Regions from separate parts of the Homo sapiens genome. Here regions 1, 3, 4 and 5 are each linked to region 2. The links are chromatin loops, found by intact Hi-C in ENCODE. Cell type or tissue: heart left ventricle. All regions are shown on one strand.

Region 1 (5,000 bases), 120 kb before region 2:
TCAGGTCACGAGTTCAAGACCAGCCTAGCCAACATGGCGAAACTCCATCTCTACTAAAAATACAAAAACTAGCCGGGCATGGTGGTGCATGCCTGTGATCCCAGTTACTCGGGAAGCCGAGGCAGGAGAATTGCTTGAACCTGGGAGATGGAGGTTTCAGTGAGCTGAGATCGTACCACTGAACTCCAGCCTGGGCAACAGAGTGAGACTCCATCTCAAAAAAAATGTCTGGTAGAGATGGGGGTCTCACTATGTTGCTCAGGCTGGTCTCAAACTCCTGGGCTGAAGCCATTCTCCTGCCTTGGCCTCCCAAAGTACTGAGATAACAGGGGTGAGCCACTGTGCCTGGCTCTAAAGAAATTTCTGCAGCTAGAAGAGCTCTCACCTTACATGAATGAAGAAATCAATGCCCAGAGAGGTGAATGCTGTTCACCAATTCACTGACTCATCCAGAAAACAGTTCTTGAGCGCCTACTACGTGTCAGCCCTCCTGATCTATTTTCACTTTCAAGAGACATTGAGACATAGGCCAGCTACCAAGGCCATGTGGCGAGACAGCAGGGCTCTTCCCACCCCACTGCTTCGACTGAGACCAGAGCTTGTTTTCTTCTCTGGGCTCTGGCAGGGAACTGGGCCGTGCCCAGTGCATGCAAGGTTGGCCAACAGATTTCCTGCACCTGCTCACTGATGCTACCTGGCAGTTTCTGGGACCGCACTTAGCCCTCTGCACATCCTTCACTCCTTTGAAGGAGACAGTAAGTGTTGTGAGTTCATTTCTTCTTCTTCTTCTTCTTTTTTTTTTTGAGATGGAGTCTCGTTCTGTCGCCCAGGCCGGAGTGCAGTGGTGCAATCTCAGCTCACTGCAACCTCTGCCTCCCAGGTTCAAGCAATCCTCGTGCCTCAGCCTCCTGAGTAGCTGGGATTACAGGGGCACACCACCATACCCTGCTAATTTTTGTATTTTCAGTAGAGACGGGGTTTCACCATGTTGACGAGGCTGGTCTTGAACTCCTGACCTCAAGTGATCCACCCACCTCGGCCTCCCAAAGTGCTGGGATTACAGGTGTGAGCCACCGCGTCCACTTGTTATTTTTGATTTTTTTTCCCCCAGACTCTTACCAGTGCCTAGAATGAGACACATAGTCCTTCCCTTGGAGGGCCCAGCGAGCTGTGAAGTGGATAGAAGACTGGCCCTTGGTGTCCCTAACCCTACCCCTAAGGCCTTTGGCTAAGCTGGCCCAGAATAATTAAAGATGTGAACAGAGATTAAGCTCCAGGTGGGCACAGCAGCTCCTGCCTGTTATCCCAGAACTAAGGGAGGCCGAGGCAGGAGGATCGCTTGAGTGCAGGAGTTCAAGAGAGCTGCTGGTTTTAAATGTGGCACTTCCTACACTCATTTTCTCTTGTGCTGTCTCTCTCCTGCCGCCACGTAAGACGTGCTTGCTTTCCCTTCGCCGTCTGCCATGACTGCAAGTTTCCTGAGGCCTCCCCAGCCATGCAGAACTGTGAGTCAATTAAACTTCTTTCCTTTATAAATGACCCAGTCTCGGGTAGTATCTTTACAGCAGTGTCAGAACAGACTGGTACACAGCCCATGTGCATCCCTGTGTAAAGCCTGGCCCCAAGGAGTTCTCTTGAACTCCTGCACTCAAGCCTTTGCCCAACTCCTCCCTCAGCTCAGAAATCTTTGTCTCAAACTAAGTGCTCTGCAGCTTCACTAATCCCTTCTCCTTCTGGAATCTTCCTGATGCCCTCAGCTACATCAGGTCCTCTTCCTTCCTGCAGCCATAGCCCCCTTGTTATCCCATTGACATCTAGGCATTCCAGAACCATCTAGGCATTTGTGTTTCTGCCTCAACAGACTGCACCTCCTTTAAGGGACTTTGCCTTTTTCCTTCATGGTTCTAGCACACCACCCCGTCCCTGATACATTGCAGTAAATACACAAGGAAGGAAGGAAGGCTGGCAGGCATGGAGGGTACACACAGTACTGCATTTTGTTGAAACAAGGCCTAAAGACTGCAGGTGCAGGTGGAAAAATTTCAAGTCTCATGATAGACACCACGAGGGCAATCGCATCTATCAAAGGCGGTGAGTCAGCCCTGGAGAAATCCAATTAAACATCCGTCATTCGAGTGATACTGCTTTGCATTCTGCTATCAATACCGTTTCTATTCTGAGCTGGCTCAGCATCTGGGCTCTCTTGTGCCTTCCACTCTCAGTCACCTGCTGCGAGTTCCTGCCACTGTGTGGCGTCCTCTCCCCCAAATCCACCCTCTCCACTCCCAAGTCCATCCCTCCTCTCAAGCTGATGCCAACAAAAGCTGATTTGTATCCAGCCCAATCTCATTGAATCCTCATCATCTGTAGGGTGGTATTCTTATTCTCCACTTTACAGAACTCTCAGAGAGGTTAAGTAAATCGCCCGAGATCAGACAGCTTGCAAGATTTGAAAGAAGACAGTCTAACTCCAGAGCCCTGACAATTGCCACTACAACAGACTGCCTACGCATGTCACCCAGATATACCAGGCTGTCATCTTCTGTTCCCATACCCCCTTACTTTATCCCGTTCTTTCAGTCAGGAGCCTTCTAAAATGCTTTCAGGCCGGGCGCGGTGGCTCATGCCTGTAATCCCAGCACTTTGGGAGGCTGAGGCAGGCAGATCACTTGAGCTCAGGAGTTTGAGATCAGCCTGGGCAATACGGTGAAACCCCGTCTCTACTTAAAAAAAAAAAAAAAAATTAGCCAGGCATGGTGGTGGGCACCTGTAGTCCCAGCAACTTGCGGGGCTGAGGTGGGAGGATCGCTTGAACCTGGGAGGCAGAGGTTGCAGTGAGCTGAGATTGTGCCACTGCACTCTGGCCTGGGTGACAGAGTGAGACTTTCACCAGTGGCAGTTCCAAGGAGTGGGCTTTCTTAGGGATGGCAGGGAATGGTTTCAGTCCCACCTCGTAATTTCCATTAGCCTTCAAACCACCTCAACATTTAAAAAGTGCTTTTGGGCCGGGCGCGGTGGCTCACACCTGTAATCCCAGCACTTCGGGAGGCCGAGGCGGGGTGGATCACGAGGTCAGGAGATAGAGACCATCCTGGCTAACACAGTGAAACCCTGTCTCTACTAAAAAACACAAAAAATGGTGGTAGGTGCTTGTAGTCCCAGCTACTCGGGAAGCTGAGGCAGGAGCATGGCGTGAACCCGGGAGGTGGAGCTTGCAGTGAGCCGAGATGGCACCACTGCACTCCAGCCTGGGCGACAGAGCAAGACTGCATCTCAAAAAAAAAAACGTGCTTTTGAAATGGGAAATATCAGGTAGGATAGAAGCAATAAGAGAAAATGAAATAAAGAAATGGGAAATAGACATTTTTCCCAATTTTGTGGAAAGTGTAAGAAAAAAACTTGATAGAAACTATGCAATTTTAATTAATTTGTACGACACAAATCTCACTAAAAACCATGGACTCCCTACTGCGAAGGCAGCTCTAAGGTAAGTCCCCTGATTGTTTCATGTGACCAACTGGCTGGCCCTAAGCCCCTCCTGTTTAGGAATTTTTTTTTTTTTTTTTAGACAATGTCTCACTCTGTCGCCAGGATGGAGTGCAGTGGCGTGATCTCAGCTCACTGCAACCTCCGCCTCCTGGGTTCAAGGAATTCTCCTGCCTCAGCCTCCTGAGTAGCTGGGACTACAGGCGCCCGCCACCACGCCCAGCTAATATTTGTATTTTTAGTAGAGACAGGGTTTCACCACGTTGGCCAGGATGGACTCCATCTCTTGACCTAGTGATCCGCCTGCCTCTGCCTCCCAAAGTGCTGGGATTACAGGCGTGAGCCACCGCACCCGGCCCTGTTTAAGAATTTTAAAGCAATCACTCCATTTTTTTTTTTTTTTTTTTTGAGATAGAATCTTGCTTGCTCTGTTGCCCAGGCTGGAATGCAGTGGTGTGATCTTGATCTGGGCTTACTGCAACCTCCACCTCCTGGGTTCAAGCAATTCCTCTGGCTCAGCCTCCCAAGTAGCTGGGATTACAGGCACCAGCCACCATGCTCAGCTAATTTTTGTATTTTTAGTAGAGTTGGGGTTTTACCAGTTTGGCCAGGCTGGTCTCAAACTCCTGACCTCAGGTGATCTGCCCACCTCGGCCTCCCTAAGTGCTGGGATTACAGGCATGAACCACCACATCCGGCCGCAGTCATTCCTTTCAGCTGAGCTTCTAAGGACTGAAGGAAAAAACTCTTAAGAACACAATCTGCAGGCCCCGGGGAAGCCTCCCCTGCCCTCTTCCCACCCATTCCTGCTTAGCCCATGGACTGGGCCACTAGGACCACTGTCTCAGCTTAGCCCTGCTCCTGCCAAAGCACAGAGCACACTTCTCTGAAGCCATCACCTATCTACCATCACCACTGGCAATTCCCATCAGAGTCATTGCACCAGCAGAAGCAGATAAGCTTTTGATAATAAGTAAATTAATGTTTAAGTCAACTTCATGTTTATTCAGCATGCTAGTGATTAGTGGTCTCCTTTGTAGGCAAGCGAGACCCTGGGGCTTGATAAACCACAAAGAAAACGCAAGTAATCTCTGTTGGATGCCCCAAAGTAGGGCAGGCTAGGACTAGAATGAGTGATGTGCTGGGGAATGTTTAACTGGCTGGAAGCAGGGGAGGGAGGTAGAAGCCTTGCTGTGAATCATTTGCCAATTTCCACGGTGTAAATACTCCCACTGCTGCAGATTTTGAGCTACCCACAGTTGAACAACTGGTTCTCCAGATTCCTAAAAATTTAACATCACTGGCTAGAATCAACAAGTGGGCAGATTTAGGGGTGCTTCTTCAACACTCTAAAGTATTCATTCAACGTTTACTTAGAAGAGAAGCTGAGTATTATTTGGGGAAAAGGTTACCTGTGGCGATGATGATGACAATGATTTTGGCTACCATTTACTCGGAATTCACCACGCACAGGGCGGGTGCAGTGGCTTACACCTGTAATCCCAGCACTTTGA
Region 2 (5,000 bases):
AAATCCCTTCTCTACAAAAAATACAAAAATTAGCCAGGCATGGGTGGTGTGTGCCTGTAGTCTTAGCTACTCAGGAGGCTGAGGCAGGAGGATCACTTGAGCGTGGGAGGTTCAGGCTGCAGTGAGCCGTGATCATGCCACTGCACTCCAGCCTGGGCCACAGAGTGAAACCCTGTCTCACAAAAAAAAAAAAAAAAAAACAAACAAATTACTACCAACAAAATGGATGAATCTTACAGACATAATATATAAATAAAAGGGTGTGTATCCCTTAAAAGACGGTTGGTGCATTTAGGGATCTTTGTCATGTAATTATCTCTACATTAAAATATTTTATAATTTAAAAAAGAAAAAATACATCTATTGGATCTAAAAATTCAACTCATGGAAATCTACCCGAAGGAATATCTGAATTACTAAAAATACATTCACACAATATATTTTTTTTACAATTTATGTAAACTGTAGAAAAAATTAGAAAAGGGTCAGTATCTTACAAAAGGGAAATGGCTAAACTTATGGTATGCCTGCAATGTAACACTGTACACTTATTTAAAATGATGTTTACAAAGAAATGTAATAGGGAAATGTCATAGGGAAAACATAGCACAATTTAATCAAAATATCAGGAAAAGTAGAATACAAATTGTAATATAAAGTGTGAGCTGTCATTCTGGATCTTTTGGCTAAGATCAAGTGCACACTGTAATCTCAATCATATTTTATAGAATGATAATGGTAGAAATTTAAAAATACTGTGATTCCTTTTTTTTTTTTTTTTTGAGACAGAGTCTCGCTCTGTCACCCAGGCTAGCGTGCTGTGGTGGGATGTCGGCTCACTGCTCACCTCCCGGGCTCAAGCAGTCCTCCCGCCCAGGCCTCCTTAGTAGCTGGGACTACGGGTATGCACCACCTTGCCCAACTAATTTTTGTATTTTTAGCGGAGATGTAGTTTTTGCCATGTTGCCCAGGTGGGTCTTGACCTCCTGGCCTCAGGTGATTCTCTTGCCTCTGCCTCCCAAAGAGCTGGGATTACAGGCATGGGCTACCACACCCGGCTACTGTGATTCCAATTTTACCTGTTTACGTATATACAAACATGTATACACATCCAGGGTGAAAAAACACTAAAATGTCATACACCAAAATATTGATAGTGACTACCTATGTATGTCATGATAATAAATGTTTTGTTTGTATTCTCCAATGTTTCTACAAAGTATACGTATTACTTTTATTTATTTGAGATAGTCTCACTCTGTTGCCCACCCTAGAGTACAGTGGCACGATCTTGATCTCGGCTTATTGTAACCTCCACCTGCCAGGTTCAAGCAATCCTCCCACTTCAGCCTCCTAAGTAGGTGGGAGTGTAGGTGCCCACCACCACACCCAGCTAATGTTTGCATTTTTAGTAGAGATGAGGTTTCACCATGTTGGCCAGGCTCGTCTCAAACTCTTGACCTCAAGTGATCTGCCCACCTTGGCCTCCCAAAGTGCTGGGATTACAGGCATGAGCCACCAAGCCCGGCCTGTATTACTTTTATAATCAGAAAAGAAATCAGGCTAGGTGCAGTGGCTCACACCTGTAATCCCAGCACTTTGGGAGGCCGAGGCAGGAGGATTGCCTGAGGCCAGGAGTTCAAGACCAGCCTGAGGAATACAGCAAGACCCTGTCTCTACCAAAAAAAAAAAAAAAAAATTAGCCAGCTGTTGTGGCATACACCTATAGTCCCAGCTACTCGGGAGGTTGAGGTGAGAGGATTGCTTGAGCCCAGGAGGTTGAGACTGCAGTGAGTGAGCTATGATCGTGCCACTGCACTCCTGCCTGGGCTACAGAGTGAGTCTCTGTCTCTAAAATATAAATAAATAATGGTGGTTTGTTTTTTTTTTGAGACAGAGTCTTGCTCTGTCGCCTAGGCTGGAGTGCAGTGGTGCTATATTGGCTCACTGCAAGCTCTGCCTCTCGGGTTCACACCATTCTCCTGCCTCAGCCTCCCGAGTAGCTGGGTCTACGGGCACCCGCCACCACGCCCGGCTAATTTTTTGCATTTTTAGTAGAGACGGGGTTTCACCGTGTTAGCCAGGATGGTCTTGATCTCCTGACCTCATGATCCGCCCACCTCAGCCTCCCAAAGTGCTGGGATTACAGGCGTGAGCCACCACGCCCAGCAATAAATAATGGTTTTAAGGTATGAAAAATAAAATGACTAGCAGTAAATACAAGAGAATATTAACAATGGTTGTTTCTAGAGTTGAAATTTGGGAAAGATTTTTTTTTAATTTTATGAATTTTCCAACCATCTATATTGAGCCCATATTGTTTTAGAATTCAAAAACGAATACATTTCATTTCTAAAAGTGTGTAATACAATTCCACAATCCTAGAGGACAAACTATCCCTGCCACCACAGTCCCCAGAACCCTGTCTGTTTGCATTAGCATAGGGTGATAATGCTTCAAGTTCAGTAACTGGCTGAAGTCACCATCTGCATGGAAGTATTAAGCAGCAACACCCCCCCACACCCTCCCCTTCACCCCCTCACCCCCCCGCCACCGCCCCCGAGCCCTGGCTGCTTGTCCTGGCTCAGTGCCTCGGCTTTGCTGGGAATGCCAAGGACTTGGAGGGATCCTGGGTGATTATAAAGAGCCAAGGCAGCAGGGGCCAGTGCAAGACACTTTTATAACTGTCATTTTGCTTGATTGAAAGGAAAAATAATGCAATCTCATCCTGGTAATTTGATACTTCATCCAGCATGTTGAGAATTTCAAACGTCCATGACACTGAGCTTATGAGAATCGCATGGTTTTCAAAAATGCGGGCCGTGAAATCCAGAGGATCTGAGTTTGAGCCCTGACTCTGCCACCTGCTGGCTGTGTGACTCTGTGTGTTGTGTCCCTTAATTTCTTTAATCTTCACTTTCTTTCAAATGCTAATGACATTATTATCTATTCTGAGGACTATTATTATTATTATTATTTTGATGTGGAGTCTCACTCTGTTGCCCAGGCTGGAGTGTAGTGGTGAGGACTATTATTATTATTATTATTATTATTCTTTTGACATGGAGTCTCACTCTGTTGCCCAGGCTGGAGTGTAGTGGTGAGGACTATTCTTCTTCTTCTTTTGACATGGAGTCTCACTCTGTTGCCCAGGCTGGAGTGTAGTAGTGTGATCTTGGCTCACTGCAACCTCCACCTCCCAGGTTCAAGTGATTCTCCTGTCTCAGCCTCCTGAGTAGCTGGGATTATAGGCGCACATCACCAGGCCCGGCTAATTTTTGTATTTTTAGTAGAGACGAGGTTTCACCATTTTGGCCAGGCTGGTCTGGAACTCCTGACCTCAGGTGATCCGCCTGACTAGGCCTCCCAAAGTGTTGGGATTATAGGCATGAACCACCACACCCAGCCCCAGAGGACTATTATGATTAAATGAGATAAAGTATGGCAGCCCATAGGAGGTCCTCAGTACAAGTTAGTATCATCATCATGATCATCATCCTTCTTGGGTTGAAGCAACGTGTTAGCTGATATTTTGAGTGCTGACTCTTTGAGAATTTACCAAATGAAGTCTCCAAATCAAAACCAAAAACCTATTAAAATGACATTGACCTGTAATCCTAATGTGTCTGGAATGTATTCCTTCTGGTGGGTTCTTGGTCTCTCTGACTTAAAGAATGAAGCTGTGGACCCTCGCAGTGAGTGTTACAGTTCTTAAAGATGGTGTGTCCGGACTTTGTTTCTTCAGATGTTCAGATGTGTCTGGAGTTTTTTCCTTCCGGTGGGTTCACGGTCTCGCTGACTTCAGGAGTGAAGCCGCAGACCCTCGCAGTGAGTGTTATTGCTCACAAAGGTGGTGCAGACCCAAAGACTGAGCAGCAGCAAGATTTATTGTGAAGAGCGAAAGAACAAAGCGTCCGCAGCGTTGAAGGGGACCCAAGCAGGTTGCCACTGCTGGTTGGAGGTGGCCAGCTTTTATTCCCTTATTTGTCCCTGCCCATGTCCTGCTGATTGGTGCGTTTTTACAGAGTGCAGATTGGTGCGTTTACAAACCTTTAGCTAGACACAGAGCGCTGACTGGTGAGTTTTTACAGAGTGCAGATTGGTGCGTTTACAAACCTTTAGCTAGACAGAAAAGTTCTCCAAGTCCCCACTCCATACAGGAAATGCAGCGGGCTTCACCTCTCACTAACACTTTGGGAGATTGAGGCAAAAGGATTGCTTGAGCCCAGGAGTTCAAGACCAGCTTGGGCAACATAGGGAGATCCCATCTATACAAGTGATAATTAAAAAATTAGCCGGGAGTGGTGGCATGTGCCTGTGGTCCCAGCAGCTCAGGGGGCTGGGGTGGGAGGCTTACTTGAACCCAGGAGGTTGAGGCTGCAGTGAGCTATGACTGGATCACTGCCCTCCAGCCTGAGTGGCAGTGAAATCCTGTCTCAAACAAAACAAAACAAAACAAAACAAAACAAAACAAAACACCACACCATTAAAATGACATTGAGTAGAAAAATTAGATCTCTCATACCATGAATATACAATGTTGCAACCTCTTTGGAAGATGGTCTGGCAGTTCCTCCCGGGAGGTGGAGGTTGCAGTGAGCTGAGATCGCACCGCTGAACTCCAGCCTGGGCAACAGAGCGAGACTGTCTCCAGAAAAAAAATAGAAAATATCCGCAATCTTGGGGAAAAAAAATCGTAAAAGATATAAATGGGTTTGGAAGGTAGAACAGAGTTCCAGAAAGCATAGTATGTATTCCTCTTAAAGGAGGCTTGAGAGAGAGAAAAGAAGTTGAGGAAATATTTGCTCTCAAGACTTAGGACCTGAAATCCCCTATCTGTTATAGAGCTGGGAGCTGCTGCTTCTCCATGAAGTGCTTGAGGAGTGGGATCAGGTGTGTGAGTTTTGCAGGGGCATGAAGCTTTTACCATAGGAGCTTAGAGCACATGCTATTTGAGAATGGGTAGGGTATCTGAGAAAAATCCCTGGGTTGCATGCGTA
Region 3 (5,000 bases), 180 kb before region 2:
GCTGGCTTTTTAGAATTGACTCTAAGGGGAAAAAGGGGCATCATCAGCACTTTGCTCAAATGCCTTCTGCAGCCTGGCTGTGGCTACATGAGCCTTAGTCATCCAGTTGAGAATCTGTCACCGTGCCTGTTGGCTTTGCTCTTCTGTTGAACTCTGAGCTACTTTATTTACTGTGCACACTTGAGAAGGGAAGACAACTCGAATGTTTTTTTTTCTTTTGCCTTTCAAATTTTAATAGTTGAAGTCAGAACTGCACAGGTCCAGTTACGGGTAGAAAGTACAGTATTTGAGGGATGCGAAACTCATGGATACTGGGGGCCAATTTTTCGTGTCTGCAGTTTCCGCGGGGCAGACCGCAAGACTTGAGTAGGTGCGGATTTTGGTATCCAGGCAGGGTCCTGGACCCGATCCCTTGAGAACACCAAGGGGTGACTGTATGGTCGTATCCTCCTTCTATTATCTGGTTCTTAAACGGTGCTCCTGCAGAACATTGATGTCCATGAAATCATAGAATTCCAGGGCCCATTCTCACTTAAAAATTAATAGAAACAATCTCAGCTTAAGCTTTCCCTCCTGTTTATTTTTGTTCAACTTTTGAAGCCTGATTCTCTCTTCTGCTAGCAAGTTTTAACTGAAGATCAGATGAATAAACAAAAAAAGTGGGGATATTCAGAAGCGTGATTTCATGGGAATAATTTCTAGAGTACTTGCTTAAGTACAGGGACCTGGGTGTGTGTCATGTTAATAGATATGGGGCAGGGGCTAGAAAATTGTTTCTAGCTTATAAGATGACATTGTTTCTAGCTTATAAGATGAATATATATGAATTTCATAATATAATAATATCATAACTTCCTGGTGTTCTGCCCTGGAACATGTTTGAGAACCACTTGCAAAGAGGGAAGAGTATATGTGTTTGTTTTAGGTTGTGTGTGTTTGGAAGGCAAGGATGATATCGTTTATAAATTCCCAAAAGGATTTACTCTAGTGTGGATGTTGAACACAAATGGGTAGAAAAAAACTGTGATTTTATGTTTTTTGGTTTTTTTAAAAGAACGCACTCAGGATGAAATAGAAAGGACAAAACAGTTCTCCAAGGATGTCGTTGATTTGCTGCGTCACCAACCCCATTTCCGGATGCCCTTTAATAAATTTATCCCTTCTTACCATCACCACTTTGGCCGGCAGTGCAAACTTGCGTACTATGGGTTTACCAAACTACTTGAACTTTTTGAAGCCATACCTGATACTTTACAAGTGAGTGAAGAAATTCTAATTTTATAAAGTATTTTTCTGAACAACGTATAGGAAATACTTTTTCACGTTCCAGACCTGTTTTTCTGGGAAGTAGGGAGTTACGAAAGAGGATGAAAATCTAAGCTATTCCAGTCAGAGAAGCCATATTCCTGACTCATTAGTATTTTTAGATAAATATGGCTTTTTCCTTCAATAAAGGATTATTCAAACTTGTTTTGGGGGTAATTATTGAAAAAAAGATTCAGTAGGTTTTCTTTTTTTTGTTTGTTTGTTTTTGTTTTTTGAGACGGAGTTTCTTTCTTGTCGCCCAGGCTGGAGTGCAATGGCGCAATCTTGGCTCACTGCAACCTCCGCCTGCGGGTTCAAGCAGTTCACTTGCCTCAACCTCCCGAGTAGCTGGGGATTACAGGTGCCCGCCACCATGCCCAGCTAATTTTTCTATTTTTAGTAGAGATGGTGTTTCACCACGTTGGCCAGGCTGGTCTTGAGCTCCTGACCTCAGTTGATCCGCCTGTCTCAGCCTCCCAGAGTGCTGGGATTACAGGCGTGAGCCACCACACCTGCTGATTTCTTACACTGAATATTTGTTCATTACTTTTATACTTTTAAAATCCTTCGTGTTGAAGGTAGGTCTGAGTACATGAGGTAACATCAGTGCTAAGCTGTTCGCTGTTGCTAAGTTAAACCAAATTTCTGTTGTTGATTTTATTTTCTTTTTTTACTACTGAAGTGCTTTTTAAAAATTGTTTTATTGTGGCACAATACACATAACATAGAACTTACCTTCGTAACTATCTTTATATCTCCTGTCCAGTAGTGGTCAGCACATTCACATTGTTATGCAACCGATCTTCTGAACTTTTTCATCTTACACAACTGAAACTTTATACCCATTCAGTAACGCTGACTTGTTTTTTCATTACTAGCTGCATACTTTTTTTGCTATTCTGTAAACACCCGTGATTTGTTTATTTTCCCTTTCCTCCCCCCGTGTGTTTTCAAAGGTATTGGAATGTGGAGAAGAAAAGATCCTTACTCTGACAGAGGTGGAGCGGTTCAAAGCTCTAGCTGCCCAGTTTGTTAAACTCCTTCGGTCCCAAAAAGATAACTGCCTTATGATGACAGATCTCCTTACAGAATATGCTAAAACTTTTGGTTATACATTTCGTCTCCAAGACTATGATGTCAGTTCCATTTCGGCTTTAACTCAGAAACTCTGCCATGTCGTGAAGGTAAATGTTTTTTTTTTTTTTTTTTTTTTTCCCTCATGGGATAAAACTCACAGTGACCTAATTCTCATTAGGACGTTTGCGTGTGCTGTAGCGTTTCTTTATTTACACCTTGAACTACTTAACTGTCACAGCATTATGACTCGTTTTGTGTCATTAGTGCTTATTAGGTAATAGAAGCCTTGGTTTGGAAGTTGAGAGTTTTGGTCTTCCTCTTGTGTGTTTCTGAATGGCCTTGCCAAAGCAATGCCTTTGTGAACTGATGAGGTCACTCTTCACCCCAGGGTTCGGTCATGAGGTGCAGCTGCCTCAGCACTGCTGGCCTGAGCTTGACTCCTTCCAGTGTGAGTTTTGCCTGTGACGTTCTTGGGAGCCCGTAATCACACAGTGTCCTCTCCCTCCACATTCTCACCCACTTAGGAGTAGGCTTAGGAGCAAGCGAGGGTGCAGAGTGGCCTTTGTCACTGGCAGAGCTGTAGTAGAGAGGGCAGCTCGTGCTGTTTGCTGTCCTGGACTGCACTTGACCCTTCCTGTCCTAGGCAGAGCAGCTGCCAGTTTTCGGCCTCCTCCCCCACAGGACCAGAAGAAGTCACTGCCAGGAGGAAGGAATGGAAAGGGAAGCATGAAGGACGGCACCCTCAGTTACAGGCCCATTACTAGCTGCACACATTTCTGTGTCATTTAATTCCGTAAACAGCCAGAACGGGTTCACTCTCCCTTTCCTTCCCACTGTGGGGTTTTTTTGGAGTTGGAGTCTTGCTCTGTGGCCCAGGCTAGAGTGCAGTGGTGCGATCTTGGCTCACTGCAACCTCCGCCTCCCAGGTTCAAGAGATTCTTCTTCCTCAGCCTCCTGGGTAGCTGGGATTACAGGCGCCCGCCACTACGCCCAGCTAGTTTTTGTATTTTTAGTAGAGACAGGGCTTCACCGTGTTGGCCAGGCTGATCTCGAACTCCTGGCCTCAGGTAATCCGCCCACCTCAGCCTCCCAGAGTGCTGGGATTACAGGCATGAGCCACTGCACCCAGCCCCCACTGTTTTTTAATGTATTGGACTGCAGCTAAGAAGACGTTCTTACCTTGGCAGAGGTAGGAACGCTCAGAGCTCTCCTTAGGTACTGATTGGTTGGAGGAGGAGGTGAGAGAGCAGGAAGCACAACCAGGAGAGCCGAACATCCCTGAGCCAAGGCAGAGGAATGGCCAGCAGCATCGCAGGAGGGCTGGTCAGAGAGGGACTGCCTGACTTCCAGGTTTAGCTCAGTGGGAAGAGTCGGTGCTGCTGGCCAGGTCAGTGGCAGTGTTGGTTGTGTAGACAGAAGCCACCTTGGAGTGTGGTGAGGAGTGAGGAGAGGTGAGAAAATGGCCCAGGTCATCTGGACAGCATCCTGGTTTGTCTGCTTGTGAAGATGGAGGGCTGTGGCAGCAGCTAGAGGCTGTGGGGCTGAGGGAGCAAGGGAGGATTTGGGCTGTTGGTTTTCCTACCTGGAAAAACTTGAGCATGTCTGAAAGCCATTGATGTGGATCTGTCTAGAGAGAGAAGATGAACATACAAGGGCGAGAAGGGGTAAGACAGGAGGGCCTTGAGGTGTGGGAGACTAGGAAACAGCACACAGAGGAAGGAGGAAGTATACAGGGCAATAGGCTGGGGGCAGGCATGGGCAGGTCTGATGTTTATCATCAGGAATAGAAGGGAGTCCTCTTCCAAGAGTGGTTTTCCACTAGAGAGAGGGACTGATCTCTGCTTAGAGAGAGAGAGGAGAGGCAGGGCTCAGGACTTAGGAGTGGGGAGAAGGTCCACAGTTGTCATGGTGAGTGGAGAGTGGCTTGATCAGGATGTCACGTGGAGTGCAGGGGTATCGAGAGCTCACTGCAAGTTGGCACCGTAGACTCTGGGAGAGCAGCAGTTGGGGTGTGGCTATGCAGGTGTCGGTTCAGGGAAAGCAGGTGGTTGGATTCAAGGTGGGAGTTTACCGATGGGCGTCAGGAAAAGGCATGGGATGAGCGAATTTAAATATTGACAAGAATGTCAGTGCCAGCATGACAAAAGAGGAGAGTGAAGCAAGGGAGTGGGCTGGCAAATTGGGAGCAGATAGGAGGCAGTGATGCTGCTGAGGTTTGAGAAGGGGCGGAGTTGAGCGGGTAGAGTCTCTTTCTGCACTCCCACCCCAACAGCAGCTCCAGACTTGCTTTTGCAAGTGGGATGCTCAGGAGGTTTGAATGATTTATGTTGGATGGGGTAATGACAGGTTTGCACTGTGACCCTGGAGATGGGTGTCTGCAGTGAAATTGAACACAGGAGGATGTCGTCGGAGATGACAGAGGCAAGGCATTGAAAGGCTATACGGCTGTGGTGTGGGACAGGTCCCTGGGTGTTCAGTTGCCCAGGATGATGAAAGGGGTGGACTCAGGTGGATAGGAAGACCCCACGCCATGACCTAGGGCTTTGCTGGGTGAGTGTGATGGGTGGGCAGCTGGGGTGTGAGCAGCAAGAATGGGGAGAGCTGAGAGAGGCTCCGTG
Region 4 (5,000 bases), 770 kb before region 2:
CGTCCTCTACCTCAACGGGCTGTGGCTGCCTCTCGTCTGGATCGTGGTCTGCTTCGTCTATCTCTGGCAGGTATGCCAGAGGAGGAAGACGGGATTTGAACGGAGTCCCCCACCCCCTCCTTCTCCCCCTCCTCCTTCCCCCTCCCACCCTTCCTCCTCCTGACTTAGCATTCAAGAGGCTGGAAGAGGTCCGCTGTGACCCCAGGGTTAGGGCAAGTCTGAGGCTGTGGGAGAACCAGGTTGGTGTCAGAGAGGCACATGAAAGGTTTTACCCTTGTTCTGCCTTCATCACCCTGGATTCCATTCCTGGTGTAGAAGCTCATAAGGCTTCCTCCCCTCTCCCTCTGCCCCAGCCTCCTCCTCCTGCCCCCCTCCTCTTGCACCCCTCCCTGCACCCTCCCTCCTCCTGCATCTCTCCCACCTTCTGCCCACGCACCCCCTCCTCTTCCTGCACCCCTTCCTTTTCCTCCTTCCCCCTCCTCCTCCTCTTCCTCTCTCCTGCTCCACCTTCTTCTTCCTTTCTGCTCCCTGTCATCTTCCCTCCCACTTCTTCCCTTCTCCCTTCTTCTCCTCTACCGTCCTCCCTCTCTTCCCTCTGCTCTTCCCTCTCCTTCTCTTCCCTTTCTTCTTCCTCTCCTCCTTTTTCTCCTCCCCTTCCACCCCCATCTCCTCCTTCTCCTCCTCCTCCAATCCTGTCTCAATTTGCCTACTATTGTCTGATACGATGGGAAAAGTCCTCAATAAGGATGACCTTCACTTGACCTTGGGCAGGAAGTTCACCCTCTCTGGGCCTCAGTTTCCTCTGTAGAAAGATGATGATGATGACGTTGATACTTCCCCATGTGCTATTAGGGTACCCAGTAGGCAAGTTAACCATGTTTTGAAGTTACCAGTAACCCTGAGGCACCACCATAGCCACTGTCCACAAAACACAAGAGGAGAACATTTTAGGGGGAAAAATTGCTACTTAGTGTTCAAAAAACACAAAGTAGCCATCAGGAAACAACCAAACAAAACAAACAAAACATTTACTTTCCAACTTCATTCCTTTAACGTTGTGGTATAGGATTTTCTTTTTTTAAATTAAAATCAGACTCTGGGCCAGGCACAGTGGCTCATGCCTATAATCTCAGCAATTTGGGGGGTGAGGTAGGTGGATCACTTGAGGCCAGGAGTTCCAGACCAGCCTGGCCAACCCCGTCTCTACTGAAAGATACAAAAATTAGCCGGGCATAGTGGTGGGTGCCTATAACCCCATCCACTCAGGAGGCTGAGGCAGGAGAATCGCTTGAGCCTTGGAGGTGGAAGTTGCAGTGAGCTGAGATAATGCCACTGCACTCCAGCCTGGGTGACAGAGTGAGACTCTGTCTCCAACAAATAAATAAAAGTAAAAATAAAATTAGACTCTGTATCGGGAACTGCCTAGGCTCAAATCCTCCTTCTGACCACTTATCAGTTGTGAATCTGTGTGCAAGGACCCTACTCTCTCTGTGCCTCCTGTTCTTGTCTCCAACGTGAGGATCATAATTAACAGTAGCACTCCTGCCCCAGAGGGGCTGAGGCATTAAACGAGCCCATATGTAGAAAGCACTTAAAAGGGTGCCGGGCACACAACTGCACCCTGTAGGTATTTGTAATATTATCATTAGTTACTTTTCCATAAAGGATAAGACAGTAGATGCTTTTTACACTGGAGGCCACACCATCTCTCCTGCAAATATTCATCTCTGCCCTTGGAGTGCAGAAGTGGCTGTAGACCATACTAAGCAAACAGGCATGGTATTCCTCCAATAAAACTCTATTTATGGATGCTGACATTTGAAGTGCATATCATTTTCATATGTCGTGAAATAGTATCCTTTTGATTTTTTTTTTTTTTTTGAGACAGAGTCTCACTGTGTTGCCCAGGCTTTGGTGCAATGGCACAACTTCGGCTCACTGCAACCTCCACCTCCCAGGTTCAAGCAATTATCCAGCCTCAGCCTCCTGAGTAGCTGGGATTACAGGCGTGCACCACAACATCTGGCTAATTTTTGTATTTTTAGTAGAAACTGGGTTTCACCATGTTGGCTGGGCTGGTCCTGAACTCCTGACCTCAGGTGATCTGCCCACCTCAGCCTCCCAAAGTGCTGGGATTACGGGCATGAGCCACTGTGCCTGGCCTTGTAAAAACTGTTAATGGCATTTTGATTGTAATTGCTGAATATTCCAAAAAAAACTCGAATGCTCATGCATATGATTGTTTTTGCTAAGGCTAGGGGCCAGGACTTTTTCCAGTGTCTTCACCTTGTATTCCAGGGCCTTGCAAACAATAGGCAGGTGCTTAGCAATTACAACATAAGGCACTCAGACAGGGCTTCATGTGCAGTACATAAATGTCATCATTAGGAAGAAAGAGAGGGAGAGAGGAAGAACATGGGAAAATTCAGGGCAATTGATCAGGTTGACCCCACCGTTGCTAAAAATCAGATGAGACCAGGCGGGGCACGGTGGCTCACGCCTGTAATCCCAGCACTTTGGGAGGTGAAGGCCGGCAGAACACTTGAGGTCAGGAGTTCAAGACCAGCCTGGCCAACATGGCAAAACCCTGTCTCTACTGAAAATATAAAAATTAGCCGGGCATGGTGGCATGTGCCTGTAATCCCAGCTACTAGAGAGGCTGAGGCAGGAGAATCACTTGAACCCGGGAGGTGGAGGTTGCAGTGAGCTGAGATCACATCACTGCACTGCAGCCTGGACGACAGAGTGAGACTCCTTCTAAAAAAAAAAAAAAAAAAAAAAAAAAAATTAGATGAGACCAACAAGATATCCATAGATAATGCACCATGTTACTTTGCTTGTGTACTTTTCCTGCCTCTTGGTAGACAGTTCCTAACATCACCGTGAGGTCTTGGTGAAGGAGGAGTGGACACTGAGGTTGCTACAGTTTAATGATACCATTTTTCCCCCAGACAGAGATGTTCATCTTCTGCTCACATTCCTTGAGTGTTTTTCCAAGCCCTGCTGTGGGCTGGTGTTTACCCTCTGCGCCCTTCTCCATTGAGCCACTAGGTAGCGCCATTGCCGCATAAATGAAACAAACTGGCCCAATGTTAGAAAATAGTGTTCCCAGGCCAGGTGGGGTGGCTCAAACCTGTAATATCAGCACTTTGGGAGGCTGAGGTGGGTGGATCACTTGAGGCCAGGAGTTCGAGACCAGCCTGGGCAACGTGGTGAAACCCCATCTCTACTAAAAATACAAAAATTAGCCGAGTGACACATGCCTGTAATCCCAGCTACTCAGGAGGCTGAGACAGGAGAATCGCTTGGGAAGCAGAGGTTGCAGTGAGCCAAGATCATGAGACTGCACTCCAGCCTGGGTCACAGAACAAGAATCCATCTCAAAATAAACAAACAAATAAATAAATAAATAAACATAGTGTTCCTAAGGACTGAGACGGGAAACTGAGGCACACAGACTGGAGTTGGGGTGGGGCTTGTCAAGAGAATGGGTCCAAATAACCTGTGCAGAAATCTCAGAAAGTCACAGCAACTTAAAAATCATTTATTCTACCCCCCACTTCCACATTTTCCAGATATAGAAACCAAAGCCGAGAGGGGGAAGATAACCATCCCAAAATCACCACGTTGGTGGGGGAGCAGGGTTGCCAGAGAAAACACAGGACATTCAGTGAAGTGTGAGTTTCAGACAAACGGAAGAATTTCTCAGTGTATGTCCCAAATATTTCACGAGACTTAGACTAAAACCTTATTCACTCTTTATCTTCAAATGTAACTGGGCATTCTGTATGATGATTTACTAAATCTGACAACCCTTGCGAGGGATGAAATGAAGATTAGGAAAATAATTAAACGCAATAAGAGAAAATGCCAAATGAGAACAACTCTATTCCCATTTTGCAGACAAGAGAATTGCACCTAAGGGAGATGACTTGCCCCAAGGCCACACTCAAAACTCTCAGGGTCAGGATTTGAACCAGGTCCCCTGATTCCATAGGTCTCAACTTTACTGTTGTGGCTGGGAACACCCCCCAGTCCCACTCGTGTGTGTGCACAATCTGTCTTGAATATAACTCTCTCCCTATCGTGTAAGAGGGCTGTTTCCCTCCCTGACATTGAAGGACCCCACCTTCAGCAGGCATCTCCTGACACAGCAGACCCCATGAGCACAGATCCCTGGGACCTGGTGGCTGCCCTTATCAGATTCCCTGACATCCCCATCTTAGGACCCAAGTCTGACCACCTTCGGGGTCTGCAGCTGTGTTACAGAAAAGGGGTCCTGATCCAGATCCCAAAAGAGGGTTCTTGGATCTCGTGCAAGAAAGAATTCAGGGCGAGTCCATAAAGTGAAAGCAAGTGTTTGTTTGTTTGTTTTTTGAGACGGAGTCTCACTCTGCCACCCAGGCTGGAGTGCAGTGGTGCGATCGTGGCTCACTGTAAGCTCCGCCTCCTGGGTTCAAGCTATTCTCCTGCCTCAGCCTCTCGAGTAGCTGGGATCACAGGTGCCCACCACCACACCTGGCTAGTTTTTATATTTTTAGTAGAGACTGTGTTTCACTATGTTGGCCAGGCTGGTCTCAAACTCCTGACCTCAGGTGATCTGCCCGCCTCCGGCCTCCCAAAGTGCTGGTATTACAGGCATGATCCACCGTGCCCGGCCAAAAGCAAGTTTTTTAGTAAAGTAAAGATCTAAAAGAATGGCTACTCCATAGAGAGAGCAACCCAGAGGGCTGCTGGTTGCCCATTTTTATGGTTATTTCTTGATGATATGCTAAACAAGGGGTGGATTATTCATGCCTTTCCTTCTTAGACCATATAGGGTAACTTCCTGATGTTGCCATGGCATTTGTAAACTGTCATGGCGCTGGTGGAGTGTAGCAGTGAGGATGACGGGAGGTCACTCTCGTAGCCATCTTGGTTTTGGTGGGATTTGGCCGCCTTCTTTACTGCAACCTGTTTTATCAGGAAGGTCTTTGTGACCTGTATCTTGTGCCGACCTC
Region 5 (5,000 bases), 280 kb before region 2:
CCAGTTAGCAAATAGACTCTTCCAAGAGCCAAAAAGAGAGTGCCTAGAGCACTGATGTGGAGGTTAGGGACTACTTCCCAGCTCATCAGATTTTTTTTTGTTTTTTTTTTTGGAGACAGTCTTGCTGTTTCCCAGGCTGGAGTGCAGTGGCACAACGTTGGCTCACTGCAGCCTTCACCTCCTGGGTTCAAGCAATTCTCCTGCCTCAGCCTCCTGAGTGACTGGGATTCCAGGCGCCTGCCACCACGCACGGCTAATTTAGTATATTTAGTAGAGACGGGGTTTCACCATATTGGCCAGGATGGCCTCGAACAACTGACCTCACGAGTGATCTGCCCACCTCGGCCTCCCCAAGTGCTGGGATTACAGGCATGAGTCGCAGCAACTGGCCAACCCATCAGGGTTTGAACCTGGAGTTAAAACTGTGACGAAGAGAGCTGTGTGGGGAGCGTACAGGGAACAGTCAAACTGCTGCTCCTCTGCGCTGAATTTGAGCATCCTTCTGAGTCAAGCGCTTGGAAAACAGTGCTAAAAAAGAAAAAGACTTAAGGGTCACATCTAGAGAGAGAAGGATGGAGAGTTCTCTAGTAGGGCTGCAAGTCCAGAAGCTTCTCTGTGAAGCTGGGCTAGGAGTGTTTACTTTGAAGTGGCTGCAGCTTTAAGTATTTATTCCTGATCGCTGCACTGCGGGAAGTCCCATCCTTTATAGCCAGGTGGGCTTTCCCAGCCGGGGTCTCTCCCATCCTCTGTCAACAAAAGGGTCATTTGCGAATTCCTCTTCTCAGTGATCATGAATCTCTGGGCCTTGATTTTTTTTTTTTTTTTTTTTTGAGACGGAGTCTCACCCTGTCGCCTAGGCTGGAGTGCAGTGGCCACATCTCGGCTCACTGCAAGCTCCGCCTCCTGGGTTCATGTCATTCTCCTGCCTCAGCCTCCCTCCCGAGTAGCTGGGACTACAGGCACCCGCCAGCACGCCCGGCTAATTTTTTGTATTTTTAGTAGAGACACGGTTTCACCATGTTAGCCAGGATGGTCTCGATCTCCTGACCTCATGATCCGCCCGCCTCAGCCTCCCAAAGTGCTGAGATTACAGGTGTGAGCCACCATGCCCAGCCGAGTTGTTCCTTTTGACTAAAGAATTGGTCACTGAGTTGTGTTCATCCTTATGGCTTCTTATCCAACCCTTGCGTGGGGAGCAAAAGTCTGCTCTCTTCTTTGATGTCCTAAAATAAGACCTGTCTTCCGATTCAGGTCAAACAGGGCCAGATGGCCAGAGCCCAACATAATTATTTGTTGCGGTTGCTGAAAAGAGTTAAGTGTTTCTTCTGAACGGTGAAGGCTGGCAGCAGGCAGATCTGATTTTTCCTTCTTCTGCCCACTCTCTTCCTCCTACCCAAAGTCTCCCCTCACGTGACCAGCCCTTCCTGTGAAGTCGAGGTGATAAACTCAAGAGAGAACCAGCGCAGAGAGGAGATGGCAGCATTAAGGAGAGACAGGGGTGTCCTACTGGCTGGAGCTAAAATCCACCTCAGAGGCCAGGTGCACTGGCACACACCTGTAATCCCAACACTTTGAGAGGCTAAGACAGGTGGATCGTTTGAGGCCAGGAGTTCAAGACCAGCCTGGGTCACATGGCAAAATCCCATCTCTGCTAAAAATACAAAAATTAGCCAGGCGTGGCAGTGTGCACGTGCATGTAGTCCCAGCTACTCAATACTGAGGCTCAAGGACTGCTGGAACTCAGGAGGCAGAGGTTGCAGTGAGCCAAGATCATGCCACTGCACTCCAGCCTGGGTGAGAGAGACTCTTAAATTTCTTTTTTAAATCCACCTTGAAGGCCAGGTGTGGTGGCCCACGCCTGTAATGCCAGCGCTTTGGGAGGCCAAGGTAGGAGAACTGCTTGAGCTCAGGAGTTCCAGACCAGCCTGGGCAACAATATCAAGACCTCATCTCAATTTAATAAAATAATCCACCTTGGATTAACACGTATAATTTCCTTTTCTAATATTCACTGGGCACCTGTTTTACGCCATGTGCGGTATGTTCCACGATCAGCAAAACAGATGCAGCAGTCCCTGCAGTGGGGAAAACTCAGTCCATGAACATTCACACCAGCAGGGGGTGCTGTCTCGCCTTTTAACCAGGGAGCCCCTCTGTGTCCTTCTCAAGGCTGCCCTTGTCCATTTCACCTTCTTCCAATTCAAATCTTGAAAACTCACCTCTAAGGCGAATGGGGGTGAGGAGATACAGAAGAAAAACAGTATGTTCTCTCTTCAACTCTGCCCCATGGGCTATGAATAAAGTCAGAAGACAAAATCCCCTGCTTGGTTTTTGGCGTTTTTTTCCTATTCTAAATCAAAGACCACAGCAGACCAGAATCCTGTGGCTTCTCAAATGACCAAGCCTGACATATTGAAAAGCAGATCGTCTTGCTTTGAAAAACCTTCTCCACCCACCCCCGCAACCAATTTCAGCTGATTAAATTCAATCACTCATGCCTTAAGACTGGCAATGATTTGTTGACTTCAACTTGAATATCTGCATCTTATTTGTGCCGTGTGTGTTTTCTGCCATAAAAAAAATTTATATTGCAATAGGACTATAGCTACAAGTTTAAAATAGATTTATAAAAAATCTATCCCAACCATGAAGATTTCTTTGCTAAATAATGTGTTTTCTTACAACCCACAGGCGAGGAAACGAGACCTCTTTCGTTCCTTCTAGAAGGTCTGGAGGACGTAGAGTTATTGAAAATGCAGATGGTTCTGAGGAGGAAACGGACACTCGAGACGCAGACTTCAATGGAACCAAGGCCAGTGAATAAGCAACTTTCTACAGTTTTGCACCACGGCAAGAAAACCAAAAACCAAAACAAACAAACAAAAAAAACCCAACAACAACCCAGAACAAAGCAAAACCCAGCAGACTGTACTTAGCATTGTCTAAATCCATTCTCAAATTCCAAATATCACAGACACCCCTCACACAAGGAATATAAAAACCACCACCCTCCAGCCTGGGCAACGTAGTAAAACCTCATCTATACAAGAATTTAAAAATAAGCTGGGCGTGGTGGTACACACCTGTGGTCCCAGCTACTAGGGAGGCTGAGCCAGGAAGAACGCTCCAGCCCAGGACTTCGAGGCTGCAATGAGCTATAATTGCATCATTGCACTCCAGCCTGGGCAACAGAGACCCTGTCTCAACCACCACCACCACCACCACCCCTACTACCCCTGTATTCAAGGTAAAAATTGAAGTTTGTATGATGTAAGAGATGAGAAAAACCCAACAGGAAACACAGACACATCCTCCAGTTCTATCAATGGATTGTGCAGACACTGAGTTTTTAGAAAAACATATCCACGGTAACCGGTCCCTGGCAATTCTGTTTACATGAAATGGGGAGAAAGTCACCGAAATGGGTGCCGCCGGCCCCCACTCCCAATTCATTCCCTAACCTGCAAACCTTTCCAACTTCTCACGTCAGGCCTTTGAGAATTCTTTCCCCCTCTCCTGGTTTCCACACCTCAGACACGCACAGTTCACCAAGTGCCTTCTGTAGTCACATGAATTGAAAAGGAGACGCTGCTCCCACGGAGGGGAGCAGGAATGCTGCACTGTTTACACCCTGACTGTGCTTAAAAACACTTTCACTAATAAATGGTTATAAATCACAATGTCGTTGGCTTTTCTGTTGAGCTGTTTTCTATAGAGGAAAAGGAGTTGGGGAAGGCTGGGTTTTGCTTCATCGTCCCAAAGATTCTCTGAAGTCAGGGTTAACGTCATGAATGCAGAAACTGAGGCCTAGAGAGGTGAAATCAATTGCCTACAACCCCACAGCCAGCCAGAGAGCAGAGCAGAGATGCAAAGTGAGACTGTCTAAGGGGGTTACTGGGCCGCTCAGCAGGGAGGGCAGGGGAGAGAAATAAGGTGATGTGTGGTCTAAGGGCCACTGCCCCCTGCCCTCGAACATGACTGGGAAGAACATCTTGACTCATCAAAACCAGTATCTTAAGAAAAATACAGGATTTCCTTGATTTTTTGAGTTAAAACACAAGGTCTTGTCCAATGAGTCAGCAAACACTTTCCACAAAACGTCAGATGGTGGCTGGGTACAGTGGCTCACACCTGGAATCCCAGCACTTTGGGAGGCTGAGATGGGAAAATCACTTGAGGCCAGGAGTTGGAGGCCAGCCTAGCCGAGAGAGACCCCCGTCTCTATAAAAAAAAGGTGTTTTTTTGTTGTTGTTGTTAGTAAGCCAGGCAGGATAGTGCACACCTGTACTCCCAACCTCTTGGAAGGCTAAGGCAGGAGGATCATGTGAGCCAGGAGTTCCAGGCTGCAGTGAGCTATGATCACGCCACTGCACTGCAGCCTAGGTAACAGTAACACCTTGTCTCTCACACCACCACCACCACCCACCCAGCCAGATAGTATTTTAGCCTTTACAGGCTACATATGGTCTTGCCGAATATTCATCTTCTTTAAAACAACCCTTAAAAACATAATAAATCATTCTTAGAGTAAGGGCCATAAAAACAAGCTGTAGGCCCTGTCCTTCTTTCAGCTTGAGTGTTTTAGACAGACATGCCTGCAAAGGCTCTGTTCAACACAAACGATGCCGTATACCACCAACTCCATGGGATCAGACAGATTTGGGAGACAGGAAACATGGAAACAAAGGACTCCATCTTGTGACCAGATGCTAATATGCCTTGAATGACGCACAAACACATCCCGGATACATTTCTAAAAACCTGGCTTGAATAGAAATTTTCAAAAAGATTTTTTCATATTTTTTAACTTGGTTAAAAAAAGTTTTTCACCACTCTGTGGGAAAACATTAAAGTATAAACATACAAAGCCTCTTTGACCAGAAGCCCAACAAGTTCAACATTCGTTTCTCTTGATTTTATTGATCTTTTAAAAAAATAAAAGGACATCTTCTGTGGATACAGGTTAGGATGTTTCTAGGGTAAGAAACCCACCATCGCAG

What was found. Hi-C counts contacts between places; a loop is a spot of excess contacts. Peaks named below come from ENCODE experiments on the same cell type or tissue, not always from the same donor. Only the 100,000 strongest peaks of a DNase experiment are listed, where the experiment ranks them.
Region 1: a loop joins it to region 2, with 3 times the contacts of the local background. A loop is called at or near these places in 49 of 110 quality-filtered maps.
Region 3: a loop joins it to region 2, with 2.7 times the contacts of the local background. A loop is called at or near these places in 14 of 110 quality-filtered maps.
Region 4: a loop joins it to region 2, with 5 times the contacts of the local background. A loop is called at or near these places in 11 of 110 quality-filtered maps.
Region 5: a loop joins it to region 2, with 10 times the contacts of the local background. A loop is called at or near these places in 51 of 110 quality-filtered maps.

What each region holds. Positions count from the first base shown.
Region 1 is chr16:15,548,243-15,553,242 of GRCh38, reverse strand. The region is part of intron 2 of MPV17L-BMERB1 (MPV17L-BMERB1 readthrough); the gene reads right to left. The region is part of intron 2 of BMERB1 (bMERB domain containing 1); the gene reads right to left. Among named protein-coding and RNA genes, the nearest start is that of MIR6506, 60 kb to the left of the region's middle. In heart left ventricle, a CTCF peak has its summit at 2,245; a DNase peak (open chromatin) is centred at 2,234.
Region 2 is chr16:15,425,609-15,430,608 of GRCh38, reverse strand. All of the region lies in intron 1 of MPV17L-BMERB1 (MPV17L-BMERB1 readthrough), which reads right to left. Among named protein-coding and RNA genes, the nearest start is that of BMERB1, 6.5 kb to the left of the region's middle. In heart left ventricle, a CTCF peak has its summit at 2,853 (motif pointing left); DNase peaks (open chromatin) are centred at 2,578 and 2,848; H3K4me3 peaks cover 335 bases; H3K27ac peaks cover 218 bases.
Region 3 is chr16:15,605,780-15,610,779 of GRCh38, reverse strand. It overlaps MARF1 (meiosis regulator and mRNA stability factor 1), which reads left to right. Exons shown (of 27, transcript NM_014647.4): 20 at 1,055-1,257; 21 at 2,262-2,489. Among named protein-coding and RNA genes, the nearest start is that of MIR6506, 2.8 kb to the left of the region's middle. RefSeq lists an enhancer at 14-308. In heart left ventricle, no CTCF peak of the experiment used is centred here; a DNase peak (open chromatin) is centred at 2,879; H3K27ac peaks cover 957 bases.
Region 4 is chr16:16,193,091-16,198,090 of GRCh38, reverse strand. It overlaps ABCC6 (ATP binding cassette subfamily C member 6), which reads left to right. Exons shown (of 31, transcript NM_001171.6): 10 at 1-70. Among named protein-coding and RNA genes, the nearest start is that of ABCC6, 28 kb to the left of the region's middle. In heart left ventricle, a CTCF peak has its summit at 3,032 (motif pointing right); no DNase peak of the experiment used is centred here.
Region 5 is chr16:15,701,815-15,706,814 of GRCh38, reverse strand. The region is part of intron 8 of NDE1 (nudE neurodevelopment protein 1); the gene reads right to left. MYH11 (myosin heavy chain 11) reads left to right here. Exons shown (of 41, transcript NM_002474.3): 41 at 2,692-3,680. The coding sequence ends at 2,824. Among named protein-coding and RNA genes, the nearest start is that of NDE1, 54 kb to the right of the region's middle. In heart left ventricle, a CTCF peak has its summit at 2,112 (motif pointing right); a DNase peak (open chromatin) is centred at 2,104.